Linked DNA regions of Mus musculus: region 2 is linked to region 1. The links are chromatin loops, found by intact Hi-C in ENCODE. Cell type or tissue: left cerebral cortex. All regions are shown on one strand.

The links. Peaks named below come from ENCODE experiments on the same cell type or tissue, not always from the same donor. Only the 100,000 strongest peaks of a DNase experiment are listed, where the experiment ranks them.
Region 2: a loop joins it to region 1, with 2.1 times the contacts of the local background. A loop is called at or near these places in 3 of 42 quality-filtered maps.

What each region holds. Positions count from the first base shown.
Region 1 is chr17:82,947,347-82,955,346 of GRCm38, reverse strand. Gm34265 (a long non-coding RNA gene) reads left to right here. Exons shown (of 7, transcript XR_877010.2): 2 at 4,793-4,864. Among named protein-coding and RNA genes, the nearest start is that of Gm34265, 5.1 kb to the left of the region's middle. In left cerebral cortex, no CTCF peak of the experiment used is centred here; a DNase peak (open chromatin) is centred at 4,807.
Region 2 is chr17:82,874,277-82,882,276 of GRCm38, reverse strand. The region is part of intron 4 of Gm34265 (a long non-coding RNA gene); the gene reads left to right. The region is part of intron 1 of Gm41629 (a long non-coding RNA gene); the gene reads right to left. Among named protein-coding and RNA genes, the nearest start is that of Gm41629, 6.4 kb to the right of the region's middle. In left cerebral cortex, no CTCF peak of the experiment used is centred here; a DNase peak (open chromatin) is centred at 4,004.

The sequences.
Region 1 (8,000 bases):
GCAGTGGGTGCCACATTTGGTCAAACTATTTAGCTCCCATCAAGCCTCTGTTAATTGTTTTGCAAGGTATCAGGGCCTCCTAAATCAAGTCAGGGCATGCAGGGGCTCCCAGCTCAGTGGCTGGCAGGTAGAAACCTGGCCTGGCTGAGAAAATCCATTTTCTTCCTCATTACTCTTTTTCTTTCACACACACACACACACACACACACACACACACACACTCTCTCTCTCTCTCTCTCTCTCTCTCTCTCTCTCTCTCTCTCATTAGTGGAAAAGCACGTGCCTCTGCTCATTGAATCCTCTAAAGCTGGTCACGTGTACACAGAGAACACATGTGATCACACCAACCAGGCTCTGGCCCAGTAACCCAGTAACCCAGAAGCAGGAATCTTACCAATGTCAAGACCTTTCCTGGCCACAAAGTCTCTGCCCCATCTGTGTTCTGGACAAGAGCTGTATCTGGGAAGTGGAGGGAAATGGCAAGTCTAACATGGAATTTTGCAAGGCTGAACTGACTGGAGTTCAGATTCAGTTCAGGCCTGCAAAATTATGGCAAAGTTTTGCATGCCAAAGTTGTTAGTCCCTCACAACAGTCTGCCTGTCCTTAGTCCTAGTCTTCACAGGCGAGCAAACTGACTCTCTGGGGGTGATGTCATCACCTGGACTAGTGTCACACACTGAGCAGTAAAGATGAGACTCAGTCCCGTCACATGGAACCCGAGGCACAAGCCCCTTAGCATATGCTTAACAGGGTTAAGCTCTCCTACGAGTCTGTGCAATGGACGCTATGCTATCTATCAGTGGAGGTCTCTGGCTTGAGTGTTCAAGCGAAAGGGAAAGGGCATGAGCGGAGAGGGGAAATGTCTCTGCTGCTGCTGCTGCCCAGGCCACCGCGGTTTCTCTGAGACCCTGTGCTGGCCAGAGGAGGGCTGGGTAATGATCAAGGTACAGGGGTGCTTCTGCAGCGAAAGCGTCCGGGAGAGCATTCTTTTCCCAGGAAGGTTACAGTTCTTTCTTTCTTTTTTTTTTTTTCCATTTTTTATTAGGTATTTAGCTCATTTACATTTCCAATGCTATACCAAAAGTCCCCCATACCCACCCACCCCCACTCCCCTACCCACCCACTCCCCCTCTTTGGCCCTGGCGTTCCCCTGTACTGGGGCATACAAAGTTTGCGTGTCCAATGGGCCTCTCTTTCCAGTGATGGCCGATTAGGCCATCTTTTGATACATATGCAGCTAGAGTCAAGAGCTCCGGGGTACTGGTTAGTTCATAATGTTGTTCCACCTATAGGGTTGCAGATCCCTTTAGCTCCTTGGGTTCTTTCTCTAGCTCCTCTATTGGGAGCCCTGTGATCCATCCATTAGCTGACTGTGAGCATCCACTTCTGTGTTTGCTAGGCCCCGGCATAGTCTCACAAGAGATAGCTACATCTGGGTCCTTTCAATAAAATCTTGCTAGGATAGCAAAAAGTCTTCTCAAGGATAAAAGAACCTCTGGTGGAATCACCATGCCTGACCTAAAGCTTTACTATAGAGCAATTGTGATAAAAACTGCATGGTACTGGTATAGAAACAGACAAGTAGACCAATGGAATAGAATTGAAGACCCAGAAATGAACCCACACACCTATGGTCACTTGATCTTCGACAAGGGAGCTAAAACCATCCAGTGGAAGAAAGACAGCATTTTCAACAATTGGTGCTGGCACAACTGGTTGTTATCATGTAGAAGAATGAGAATCGATCCATACTTATCTCCTTGTACTAAGGTCAAATCTAAGTGGATCAAAGAACTTCACATAAAATAAAACCAGAGACACTGAAACTTATAGAGGAGAAAGTGGGGAAAAGCCTTGAAGATATGGGCACAGGGGAAAAATTTCTGAACAGAACAGCAATGGCTTGTGCTGTAAGATTGAGAATTGACAAATGGGACCTAATGAAACTCCAAAGTTTCTGCAAGGCAAAAGACACCGTCAATAAGACAAAAAGACCACCAACAGATTGGGAAAGGATTTTTACCTATCCTAAATCAGATAGGGGGCTAATATCCAACATATATAAAGAACTCAAGAAGGTGGACTTCAGAAAATCGAACAACCCCATTAAAAAATGGGGCTCAGAACTGAACAAAGAATTCTCACCTGAGGAATACCGAATGGCAGAGAAGCACCTGAAAAAATGTTCAACATCCTTAATCATCAGGGAAATGCAAATCAAAACAACCCTGAGATTCCACCTCACACCAGTCAGAATGGCTAAGATCAAAAATTCAGGTGACAGCAGATGCTGGCATGGATGTGGAGAAAGAGGAACACTCCTCCATTGTTGGTGGGATTGCAGGCTTGTACAACCACTCTGGAAATCAGTCTGGCGGTTCCTCAGAAAATTGGACATAGTACTACCGGAGGATCCAGCAATACCTCTCCTGGGCATATATCCAGAAGATGCCCCAACTGGTAAGAAGGACACATGCTCCACTATGTTCATAGCAGCCTTGTTTATAATAGCCAGAAGCTGGAAAGAACCCAGATGCCCCTCAACAGAGGAATGGATACAGAAAATGTGGTACATCTACACAATGGAGTACTACTCAGCTATTAAAAAGAATGAATTTATGAAATTTCTAGCCAAATGGATGGACCTGGAGAGCATCATCCTGAGTGAGGTAACACATTCACAAAGGAACTCACACAATATGTACTCACTGATAAGTGGATATTAGCCCCAAACCTAGGATTCCCAAGATATAAGGTACAATTTGCTAAACACATGAAACTCAAGAAGAGTGAAGACTGAAGTGTGGACACTATGCCCCTCCTTAGAATTGGGAACAAAACACCCATGGAAGGAGTTACAGAGACAAAGTTTGGAGCTGAGATGAAAGGATGGACCATGTAGAGACTGCCATATCCAGGGATCCACCCCATAATCAGCATCCAAACGCTGACACCATTGCATACCCTAGGGTTACAGTTCTAATCAGACAGATGCTCTTAGGCGATGGAGTAATTCTCTCACACTATTTACTCCTTCTGGATAGAATCTTAGATACATTTTGGGGTGAGTTGGGGTCTGACAGCAGGTGCTTCCTATTGGCTTGGTCTGAGATGTTCGGGATGCCTCATCTGCAAAGGGCCTTGTGGGTGCTGCCCCTATGTGACTGACGGTCACAACTCTTTCTATGGGGAGCTGTGGCTGTGTGACAGGGGCCTGGTGTCCGGAGCAGGTGAAGCTCCTATAGTCCCTTTGGGTCCCTGGGGCTTCCAACCCAGCTCAAACTTACCAGGTTACCTCTCTCGGTCCTCTGCCCCACATTCTCTCAGCGAGCCACGCTCAATCATCAACTCTATATTACGTTTCCACGTCATAGTACTCGATTTGAAAAGCAGCAGGCTATTGTGGATGCTACATCAATGGTATTTGAAGAAAATAAACAAACAAATAAAACATAATCATAAAACACTTTCTTCAAAGTGAAACAGAGTCCAAAGAAATCGTTAATCTGTTTTTGTTTCGTTTGTTTTTCATTTTTTTTTAAAGCCTCCCTGATGAATTCAGCTGAGAAAGAGGCTACTGAGTGGCAGCCCCCGTCCTCAGGGTGATCAGCTGATCTGCCGATTCTGGGAGCAGGTGTCCCCTCCATGCAGAGCAAGCGTCCCCAGGTGGGGCTGCAGCTTCCTTCCTTTCTCTCCCTGTGAGCGGCTGAATGAGTGACAGCTTAGTTTCCCCATGAGTACAAATGCCACTTGTGACCAATTCGGTCTTCCAGGAAGAGACCTCGAGACCTGCATGGTAATCTACATCATGTTCAGCTCTTTTTGAAAAACATGAGCTGGGCAGTGGTGGCCCATGCCTTTAATTCCAGCACTTGGGAGGCAGAGGCAGGTGGATTTCTGAGTTCGAGGCCAGCCTGGTCTACAGGGTGAGTTCCAGGACAGCCAGGGCTACACAGAGAAACCCTGTCTCGAAAACCAAAGCAAAGCAAAGCAAAGCAAAGCAAAGCAAAGCAAAGCAAAGCAAACCAAACCAAACCAAACCAAACCAAACCAACAAAAAAGAAAGAAAGAAAGAAAGAAAGAAAGAAAGAAAGAAAGGCAGACGTGGGAACTGTCCCTTTATGTGATTCTTGTCTTGCTCAAATCAATTCTGGGGAGTTTCACAGGATCCTGGGACTCTCTAAGAAGGTCACTTGTGGAAATCCCTGGAGTTTGTTCTTGGGAAGCCTGGATGGTATCTTCAGAGACAAGAAGGGTCTATTTGCCATATAGGATGAAGAAACAGACCTCGAAGTAGAATCCTTCAGTGCCCCAGTACTATCAGTGTGAACCAGAGTTCTCTGAAAAAATAAAAAGAACACACCTATATTAAAGATTAGAATTCCTGCAACTGCCATGAGTTGGGATGTTGCAGATCTAGGACCTAATTATCCTGATTATCTCTAGCCCTTCGACAACCATTCATGGCCCTTCTGGGTGTCCGATCTAATGTCCTTGTAAGTATCAGACGAAGCAATCTGAAATGTAGTAGATAAGCGGACTGCTGATGTCCATTAACCCAAAGGCTAAGAATGCCTGTAGCAGAGAGTTCTCTGCTGTGACTGCGTGTTTCCCACCCATGTGTCTGGAAAATGCCTTGATTCATGCCTTTCTTGGCTTCTGTAACTATAAAAACTTGACGAAACTCTTACCAGTTTCAGGTTTGGCATTTGGCGGTAACTGTCACTCAAATTTGTCTCCAGAATAGACGCTACCTATTCCCTTAGGAGTGAGAGCTGTGCTTTTTCGTAGGTGGATGCTGGAATGAGCTGGAGAGAATGAGCGGCCTTGTGTGGTGAGCCGGTTCCTGAGCAGCGTTGCGTGGTGAGCAGGCTCCTTCTTCTCCAGGCGGGTGAGGCTGGGAAGCAGCTCCGGGCTTTGGGTATAAGACGCGTATTTGCATCATCATGGGACAAGTACAAAGCTTTGTAATAGAAAAGAAATGTCAACGTATAGCAAAGCTGTGGACGAAAACTTCCATACCCAGCAGATGGGAATTAAACTGGCTTTGATGAAGTCCCCATTAAAGAGGCTTAGAGAGGGAGTCATTTTCCTTTTCAGAGATAGAGACAGCTACCCTCTGAAGTCGAGGCTGTGAATAGGCTCCGGGTAACTCCGTTTCAATAGAATGCTTCCTCCTCTTTGCATGAATTGCTGTTGACCGTCTCTGAACATCTTCTGTCTTCCTTGCCAATCGTCTTCCATTTGTCTTGTCTCTGAATAGAATGGTACCAAAGCCATCCATGGAAAAGCTGCCCTGAATTAGGCAGACATAAGCCTGCTGGCAACAGCAGAGTTTGGATGGCTGCTGCTAGGCTGCTATCTTGCCTCTCCAGGAGGCAGGACAGCATTGGGGGGGGAAGGGTGGCAAGTCAGCCGAGTTGGTGCATTGCTGAGAAGTGCTTCTGTATCATTCAGTGCCTTCTCCTTAAATGAAATGATTTCCAGAATTCTAACATTTCAGATGGCCAAAAGGCAAGGGAAGGAAGCCTGAGATGAAGGGGGAAAAAAAGGCCAAAGCAACAAAACAAACCACTTTTCAAAACCAATGAAATGAAATGCCAGCTTTGACCTGTTATAGTAGGTACAAAGAGAATGTCCCCACAGATAAGGGCCAGTCTACATAGTGACCCTTGTAACCTGACTAAGAAGGCCTTAAGGTTGCCCTTAGATTGGCTAAACTCCCTCCCTCCCTCCCTCCCTCCCTCCCTCCCTCCCTCCCTCCCTCCCTCCCTCCCTCCTCTTCCCCTTCCCTCTTTCCTTCTTTCCTTCCTTCTTTCCTTCCTTCTTTCCTTCCTTCTTTCCTTCCTTCCTTCCTTCCTTCCTTCCTTCCTTCCTTCCTTCCTTCCTTCCTTCCTTCCTTCCTCCCTCCCTCCCTCCCTCCCTCCCTCCCTCCCTCCCTTCTTTCCTTCCTTTAAATATACATTTTTATTTGTTGAGCAGAAAACACATTAGCAATAATACTGATACAGGAAAAGTAGGGTGTCTTTGAATTAAAAAGAGGCCCTCCTTCTTACTTCAGGTGGGGGGTTATCTCAGGAGTAGGGGCGCCAGACACTCAGTCACCCAACACTTCCACCAGGTTAGTGGCCTCCAGGCTTTTGTCTTGTGAACCTAAAGAATGAAAGCTGTAGATTACAATGGTGAATTTTAGGTGGGGTATCATTGAGCTGCTGGTCTGGGGGTGTGAAGGTTTGTATATCCTTGGACTAGGGAGTGGTACCATCTGAAGGTGTGGCCTTGTTGGAATAGGTGTGACCTGGTTGGAATGGGTGTGTCACATTGGGTGTGGGTATAAGATCCTCACCCTAGTTGCCCAGAAGTCAGTCTTCCACTAGCAGCCTTTGGATGAAGACATAGAACTCTCAGCTCCTCCTGCGCCATGCCTGCCTGGATACTGCCATGCTCCCACCTTGATGATAATGGACTGAACCTCTGAACCTGTAAGCCAGCCCCAATTAAATGTTGTTGTTGTTGTTTTTTATAAGACTTGCCTTGGTCATGGTGTCTGTTCACAGCAGTAAAACCCTAACTAAGACAGGGGGCATCAGGGCTGTTAGCAGAAGTTGGGGCGAGGCATGGGGAGATGTAACCCATGGGATGTCAGTCGTATCCTCAAGTGTGGATTGAGTCAGGCGTAAAAGACAGCAGAATCAGGAAGCAGCAGTTCCTTCTGGCATCTCTCAGCACTGCTGTTTTGTGGTCCCTGCTCCGTGTGGCCAGTTTCCACATCTTGCTCTCAACACACTGAGCATCTATAACAGAACTGCTCTTCTGTCTCGGGGATCTCAGGAAGAAGTGGATCTGTGAAGCTTCCCTGAGGAAAGCACTGGTGGACGGCTGTGCTTAGCAGAGTGCTGAGGAGTCTGGGATCTCGGTTCCATGAGAGAGGACTTGATCTCACCTCTGTGGCTTGGTGTGTGATGGATGTCTCTGTGAGTCACTTTTCTTACCTGTAAAGCTGGAGTTAAAGGACAGACAAACTGTTGTGAGAATTATAGACTTGAATGCAAGATGCGCAGCGCAGTGCTCACCTCAGGGTGCTCATTCAGAACTTCTGCAGAGACACTCGTCATTATAGTCTGACCAACCAAGAACGACCTTCACCAACCACGTATGACCTTAACCATCACATGGAACCTTAAGCAACAAAGTGTGACCTCAACCCTGCAAGTGTGACCTTAAACCAACCAAGTATGTCCATAAACACTCAAGCCGTGACCTTAACCAAGCACGCATGACCTTAATCACCCAGGTGTAGCCTTCCCTGATCAAGCACGACCTTAATCTTCCAAGTAAACTTAAGGAAGAAACAGAGTAACTGGGGAAACAGTTTCATACCTGTGTGCAATGTTCCAATCATTTAACTAAACACCACTTTTATTTGGAAACTTTAATTGGCTAGGGAATCTCCACTTCTAGCAATTAAGGGAAGTAACCAGATGGCAATATGGATAGGAAATTTTGTCTATAAATAATGCTTCAATAAAAACAGAGCAACTTTAGAGTTAAACTTTGGTATCAAAGGGCCCATCTAAAAAAATAGAAAATAAATCCTTGGGCCAAATATTTTTTTATGCCTAACTCTTTCTTCTATGACCTTTAAATGTGATTGGTTTAAATATATTGGATTATTATTATTATTATTGTTGGTATTATAGCCTTTTATGGGTGGAGATTAAAAAAAACTGCTATCACTTTTTTGTCAGAGTGCAACATTTTGCCTTTATTTAGGAAAGCTGGGAGTGAGGAAAGCCGAGCTAAGGAAGTTTCCAGAAGTTGAGAAGTTGAGGTGGGGTTAGTGGGCAGGGGCAGGAGACTCAGAACACAGAGGACTTGATTCTGGGGGGTCTGCTCTGCTCCTCGTGACTCCCCCACTCTCTCCCTCAGTCAGAGGACTCTGGGGAAGTAAAGGAAGGAGACCTGGAGTGGCTGAAAGAACAAGATCATCCTTCGGAGG
Region 2 (8,000 bases), 73 kb after region 1:
TCGGGATGTAAAGTGAGTACAATTATAAAAAGAAAGAGAGAGAGAGACAGAGAGAGACAGAGAGAGAGAGAGAGAGAGAGAGAGAGGTCCATCAATGTAGTTATTAATTTGTGTGCAAACTCTAGGTCCTCCTGGGAACAGACTGACTTCTCAGAGTATTGTGTTGGTTAACCACATCGCTGGCTGCCAGGCATTTCAATGCTCTGGCAATGCTGAGAGACTCACTTCAGCTTCCTGGCCCTGGTTTCCTTGCCTGGAAAATTAGAGATTGCCTCTTTTTAGGACCTTCTTAGCTGTATCTATCCATGAGGTCTTGGTTTATGCCTTTCTTTTCTCTGAGGACTGTCACCAGAAAAGTAGCTCTATGGTTACATTGTCAACAAGCTTGTGTATACAAGGGACACACAGGGACCTTTCTATGGGCAGATCTCTGAATTTGTGGCAATGTCTGTTTTTATGAAGGATACAGCGAGACAAGGGGTTTGCAAACTTTTTGCAAAGGTCAAGGTAAATACTTTTGGTTTTGCAAACTAGTCACAATTAGTTCTGAGTTTATAGTGGAAATCAGCCCCGCAATATGCAAATTAGGGGTGTGGCCATGAAAAACAACACCTGATTTTCAAAAGTAGGTAGTGGCTTTGATTTGGCTTATGGATCATAGTTTACATATCTAATAGGAGGATGTTCAAATATATAAAAAAGTAGATACTTGATTTTTAAATGGCACACTGAAATACGTGATCAATGACTTACACAGCTAACAACTACCTTTGATCATGACAATTCTACTTTAAATGAATTTAAAGGTTAGCTATGTATTCCCTAAGCATAAAAACCAAACATATTAGCATGAGGAAATACTTGGATTAGTAAGAAATAAAATGCTGATAAGCAGTGCCAACTTAATCACTCTGACCAGGCTCTGTCATGCAAGAATGGAGAACAAGTGTACCTGACCTAGACTGAGGAGATAATCCACAGGGCCTGTTCTAGCATGTGGGATGGGAAGCCACTAGGAGAGACTGATTTTCACTGAGGTGGGTGATTTTGAGATTACTATCTGCCTTAGTTTGGGTTTCTATTGCTGTGAAGAGACACCATGACAATGGCGACACTTACAAAGGAAAACGTTTAATTGGGTCTGGCTTACAGATCGGAGGTTTAGTCCATTATCATCACAGTTGAAAGCATGGCGGCATGGCAGCATGCTGGCAGACTCGATCCTGGAGAAGGTACTGAGAGTTCTACATCTGGATCAGCAGGCAGCAGGAAGAAGGTGAGACACTGGGCCTGGCTTGAGTGTCTAAGACCTGAAATTCCACACCCGGTGACACTTTTCTTCCAACGAGGCCACACCTATTTCAAGAAGGCCATGACTCTTAATGGTGCCACTCCTGATGGGTCCATGGGCGCCACTTTCATGCAAATCATCACACTGCCGAAATACCAGGATCAGGATGTAGCTCAGTAGGAGAATGGTTGCCTAGCAAGCACAAATTCTCCATTTGATTTCAAGCACTGAGAGAAAAAAACCATTTGGTTGCATGCAATTAATCAACAATATTAAAAAAAATAATTTCTGGTTCTCTCCTGTCTATTCTATATTAATTTGTAAAGATTTCCCCCTGATTAAAAAAAATGAACCAGAACCAAAAAATTAAAAAAAAAATCATCTTTTATTTATTAGCAGTGCAGAGAGCAAGCAGGGAAAAGAGGTCATTTGCTGTAACCACACTCTTGTGCAGAGTATAGCTGGAGACTTGTCTGGGAGACTTAAGAGTGGCAAAGAAAATGATCCCACTGTTCCAAAGTACCCCTCTCCCCCATAAATCACTGTAATGATGATGTCGTTCATTTTGGTCCTTTGCTTTTGTGGCAAGCAGCCAATATCCCCTCTGTGGCCTTTCCCCAATGTCTGCTATATCAGGCCCGTTGACCAGGTGAGTAAAACAAACACCCACTGAGTGTGTGCCTGGAAATGAGAGCAAGCAACATTTAGATGCCCTGTGAGGTAGACCCCAGCCTGCAGATACAGAGCAGTAAGTGACCCTGAGGAAATCAGCAGCAGGATTTCACGATATGCATGAAAGTCAACAACTGGGCTTCATCGCTGTGTACAAACACATCGATACACTGAGTGTCCTTCCTTCTGGCTGCTTGCTACCAACACTCAGGGATGTAAAAGCCTTATGGGGAAAGAAACAAGTGTTTTTTTTTTTTTTTTGTCTACAAAGGGGCATTTTATATAATTACCTCACTCTTTCTGATATCTCTCCTACATCTTAGGAGGAAATCAAAGCCCAGAGAGGTTAAGTAAAATAACTTTATCCAAATCGTACAACCAATACACTATATCTCGAGCCTCTGATTTGACTTAATTGTCATGGGGTGTAACTTGAACATTGGAACATGGGGATTTTCAAATCTCCCTGGCTGATACCAGCCTGCAGCCAGCCGCAGTGGGACTAAATGGCCTCCAGAGATGGCGTGATGTTATGATAAGGGCTGACAGCCTTCCAGGCTCATCTGGAGGTTGTTCATGGGAGGCTTAACAAACACAAACTGTCCCGACACAGAGAAGTTGTAAACTCTTTAATGTTTCTGGTTACATTGGCTTTTTTTTTTTTTTTTTTTAATTTTGGTCCAAATCATGCTAAATTTCATGGCCTTGTGTAAATGCTCCGGACAGGTTGATGCCCTTCCAGACTGTGTCTCCCAGGGACCTGTAGATAGGAATTATGAAGTGTTGTAAACTATAAACCTGGGATTTGATTTTCGAAAGAAAGCATGCTACCCCAATAAAAATGATGGAATATGTACTTTCAGAAAGGGCAGCCATGAGTGACACCAAGCTCAGACATTTTTCTTCTTGATTTTTTTTAGGGGGTGTGGGGTGGGGGAAGCATTCCTAATTTAGCAGAATGTAAGTTTGGCTTGATTCTTGGGGTAAGGGCCTGGGGAGGCAAAGGGGAGGTGCCATCTGAATCCAGAGTGTGTAGGAAAAGGTCGATATCTGATATTGTCTATAAACTCAGTTCAGAGACATGACAGCTATGAAATCAAGCTGTCCTTGGATCTGTAGAGGCGCTGACATTTTTCAGTGACAGTGTTTTGTAGTTAAGGACCCAGTCGTATGGCACTTTGCGGTTTATAAAGCATATTTACATACATTCTATGGCAGGGTGAAGACAGAATGCCCCAGTTCTTCACTCTTCCCAGGATAGGCGCCGCGTCAATGTGATTTGATAGCCAATAGGCCACTTTCAGTCTGGGCTGGCCTTGTGACTTGTTTTAAGTAATAGAATGTAGTGTAACTAATGTGCCAGACTCTGACCCAAGGACAAAGGAGGAAGTCATGCTTTCTTTCTCAGGACCCCTGATTTTCTGTACTGGGGCCAGCTTAGCCTAGCCTGTCCAGATGGGGAACTACATGGAGCACAGACAGCCATTGCAGTGAGCCTACCACATATCAGCCAAGATGCCGATAACTATCTCCACCACACCCCCAAGCCCAACAAAAGCCCATGACTCGTTAAGCTACTTAGACATAGAAGTGGTAAATTAGTTGTTTTTTTCTTTCTGACATTAAGTCATTGTGAGAGAAAGCTAAAAAACCACCTTTTGGTGACTCCAGAAAGCATGATAATCATTGTTGCAGAGAAGGTGGGTGGCTTCAATTCAGTGCCTTTGTAGTTGGTGAAAACCTAGGGGTCTGGCATCCACTAGTTGTAGAAACTGGGGCTGATTGAGTTTTCAGAACTGGTTCCTATAGCTAGAAAGTGATATAATAGAATTTCCCTTGCAGAGTCACTCTGAAGATTACAGTAGCTAAGCCGTGTAAAGGGCTAAGTTCATGTAAACACTGTAAATTTGAGCTCTTACAATGATAGCGATATCAAGAATTACTCAAGGTTTCATGTTTGGGAGTCAGGGACCAAGTCTTCAAGTTAGTTTTGAAAGCAGGGTTCCTGATTCCTGACTAAGACAGTTGTTATTTCCCTCTCCTTCCCATTTCTGCTTTCTGATCTCATCTGAGAGCTTATTTTAAGTTTCTAACTCACCAGCAGGCTGTTCTAGTTCATAAGACCTTCTAAAAAAGTTAAAGTGAGCTGAAGTGCAATGAGTTATCTGATTCAAGATTTATTAGGGAGAAGGCAGAATATTCTTATAGGAAAACAATGGGCCTATCATCCCGTAGTTGCCCGTAAAACCAGAACCGTCTCCCACACAGATCTCTTAGGCATGAAGAAAGCTTGCTAGACAGAAATCTGAATAGCTGGGCTCAAAGGCAGAGGAACTTCTAAATATAGAAGTTAGCAATGTCTGATGACACTGTGACCCCACAGGTATTTTCACAAAGTGAATGTTTTGATGCATATTCTAGGATTCAGAAAACAAAAACAAAAAACAAACAAAAGAACAACAGCCCACTAATAGTGCTTTGCTCCTGAAGCATTTTCTCTTTATCCTGCAGGAAGATTCTTTTCATGCCATAGTCAGCTCTCATTTGCCTGCCTCTGCCTACTTGAGGCTACATCTTCATTCTTGTGCTTTTACTTTCTTGAAAGGAAGGGAGCTCCGGGGAGCAAGCTTCTTAGTCTAGTTTGACCCACTGTGCCCATTTGTTCAGTACAATGCTTTGTTCAGATGGGGTTTCTTCACCAGCTCCTCATCAGCCAGAAGGCTTTCTGTCCAGTGCTTAGGGGTGTGTTGGTCAGCAAGCATTGCTCGTGGAAGAGCGTTAGGTACAGATGTTCTTGGGAAGAGATCTGTGTGTCCCACTGTCTAAACTTCCCCAAAGAAGGGAAATATATATCAAGATTATTTGTGGAAACAATTACTCAGTGCTGTTGGCTGCATCAGAATGTCTCTTAAGTAAGATTTGGAAGCCTGCTATTAATCAAGTTGCCTTGGGAAAGATCACCACTTCCCTCAGGATCCCGCTTTTAGCAGCAAAAAGCAGATGTTTTTCTAGATAAGAAACAAGCATTTTCAACGAAGCATGCCGAGTTTAGTCATCGAGAAACAGGGAATCTAATGTACGCACACGGTTGTGCTCCCCCCCCCCCGGATTATTCCCTCCAATCAAGCTAACAAGACCTGGTTGCCCGCTTTCTGGGGTTGCTGGAATTTCTCTTTTGGATCAAGATTTTCTATCATTTCTAGCTTCAACCTAGTTTAACCATGAAAAGCCTAATGATTTAACCTGGGTATAATTCTATGCCTGTTTTAAATAAATCAGTGATTGTGGACATGCAAGCATACTTTTTGAAAACATGCCCACTTATGTTATCCTTTTAGAATTTCTACTTCTTTGAGAAGTTTATTTTGTGAGTATTGGTGCTTTGACTCAAATATATTCATGCACCATGCATATACTTAGAACCTGTGGAATCCAGGAGAGGGCATCCAATTTCTTGTAACTAGAGTTATTATAGACAGTTATTAGCTGCCACATGGGTGCTGGGAATAGAATCTAGGTCCTCTGGCAGAATAGCCAGTGCTCTTAAGTTCTGAGCTATCTTCCTAACCCTGAACTGTCCACTGCTTTATATAATCTTTGACATTCCATTAAGTAGCAAACCAAATGATATTTTGAATTAAAAATGTCTTAAATTCTACTTGTATTTTATGAAAATGACAAGTCTAAAGAAGATCACTCATTCAGTTTGTAGCATAAAAACAAGATTTTTGCCTGTTTGATATTTGCCTTTCCCACATGATTGTTAAGGCAGAGACTCTCATAGCAAAGAGAAGGATATATAGCCAGGCAATGAACCCTCCCATCCTTTAGCAGCAGGGAGACTTAAATCCTTGAAGTCAGCATTGGGTGGTACTGTGAGGGTGACTTAGGCTGTACACTCTATGGTGCAGTCCTTCAGGTGTTCCATTTGATGACTTTCATGGTTGACCTCTTCTAGAAGAGCTCTCATCACCAGAAAAGAGAACAAACCCGTGTGGTACAGCACATTTTATTATAAATGCTGTCATTAGCTACTTAATCCCTTTCTCTGCAAAGCCCCATTAGTGGTGTGAGCACAGGCAGTGAAACAACCTGAAAGTTGACTCAAGGGTAAATCTCAAGGTCTCTAATGTACACTTTCCACAGTCCGTTGGTAGAACCATGTTGCCCTGCCTCTGCCTGCTAATGTCCTTTCTGTTTAGTGACCGTAGAGCAATAGGCCTCAAGCTGTGGGTTGCATCTCTCACTGGGGTGGGTTCAACTATCTTTCAAAGGAGTCAATCCTCCATTGCTGGTGGGATTGCAAGCTTGTACAACTACTCTGGAAATCAGTTTGGTGGTTCCTCAGAAAACTGGATATAGTACTACCAGTAGATCCAGCGATACCTCTCCTGGGCATATACCCAGAAGATGTTCCAACTGTTAATAAGGACACATGATCCACTATGTTCATAGCAGCCCTATTTATAATAGCCAGAAGCTGGAAAGAACCCAGATGTCCCTCAACAGAGGAATGGATACAGAAAATGTGGTACATTTACACAGTGGAGTACTACTCAGCTATTAAAAACAATGAATTTATGAAATTCTTGGGCAAATGGATGTATCTGGAGGATATCATCCTGAGTGAGATAACCCAATCACAAAAAAGTCACTTGATATGCACTCACTGATAAATGGATATTAGCCCAGAAAGCTAGAATACCCAAGATATAACTTCTAAAACACAAGAAAATCAAGAAGGAAGACCAACTCATGGATACTTCATTCCTCCCTAGAATAGGGAATAAAATATCCATGGAAGGAGTTGCAGACACAAAGTTTGGAGCTAAGACAAAAAGATGGACTATCCAGAGACTGCCCCACAGGGGTCCATCCCATAATCAGCCACTAAACGCAGACACTATTGCATATGCCAGCAAGATTTTGCTGAAAGGGCCCTGATATAGCTGTCTCCTGTGAAGCTTTGCCAGTGCCTGGCAAATACAGAAGTGGATGCTCATAGTCATCTATAGGATGGAACACAGGACCCCCAATGTAGGAGCTAGAGAAAGTACCCAAGAGTTGAAGGGGTCTGCAACCCTATAGGTGGAACAACAATATGAACTAATCAGTATTCCCTGAACTTGTGTCTCTAGCTGCATATGTAGCAGAAGAAGGCCTAGTTGGCCATCATTGGGAAGAGAGGCTCCTTGGTCTAGTAAACTTTATATGCCCCAGTACAAGGGAAAGCCAGGGCCAAGAAGTGGGAGTGAGTGGGTAGGGGAGCAGAGCGGGGGGAGGGTATAGGGGACTTTTGGGATAGCATTTGAAATGTAAATGAAGAAAATATCTAATAAAAAAAGAAAAAAAGGAGTCACCTAAGACCATCAGAAAATGCAGACATTGACATTATGATTCATAAAAGTAGTACAATTACATTCTTAAAGAAGCAAAGGAGAATACTTTATGGCTGGGGGGAGGGGCTCACCATAATATGAAGTATTGTACTAAAAGGTCACAGCATTAGGAAGGCTGAGAACCAGTAGTGTAGAGACACCATAAACTTGAGAATAGGGCCATCATACATCTTTATCCTCTACCCCAATGTCCCAGTTGGCTTTGAACTTGATACGTATGATGCTTGTCACTAAATCTAATCATAGTTCAGTGGAGTGGTGTAAAAGTATGGGGCTTTTACATGCCTGCCCTTGCTCTGAAATATTGACACAGGGACCTGGTATATTTATCAAAAGCCTCAGGGACTAAGCTGAGCAGACTCTGATGTATTCTAACCTGACTATGCTGGCTTGGCCTGCTTCCCAGTCTACTTTCTAGCCACGTGTCCAGTTACCTGTTATGTTGGTCTCACCCTGGCATCCTTCCTTCTTGTTCTTATGATGAGTCCTCCGTCCCATCTGAGACCTTCTGCCTCTCTCAGGGCATGAAAGTCCTGCCTTATACTCTTCTATCCAGCTATGGGGGAAAAGGTCTTTATTAAGCAATCAGAAGATGATGGAGAGCAATGTTTTATAAAATACGGAGTTAGGAAATGCTT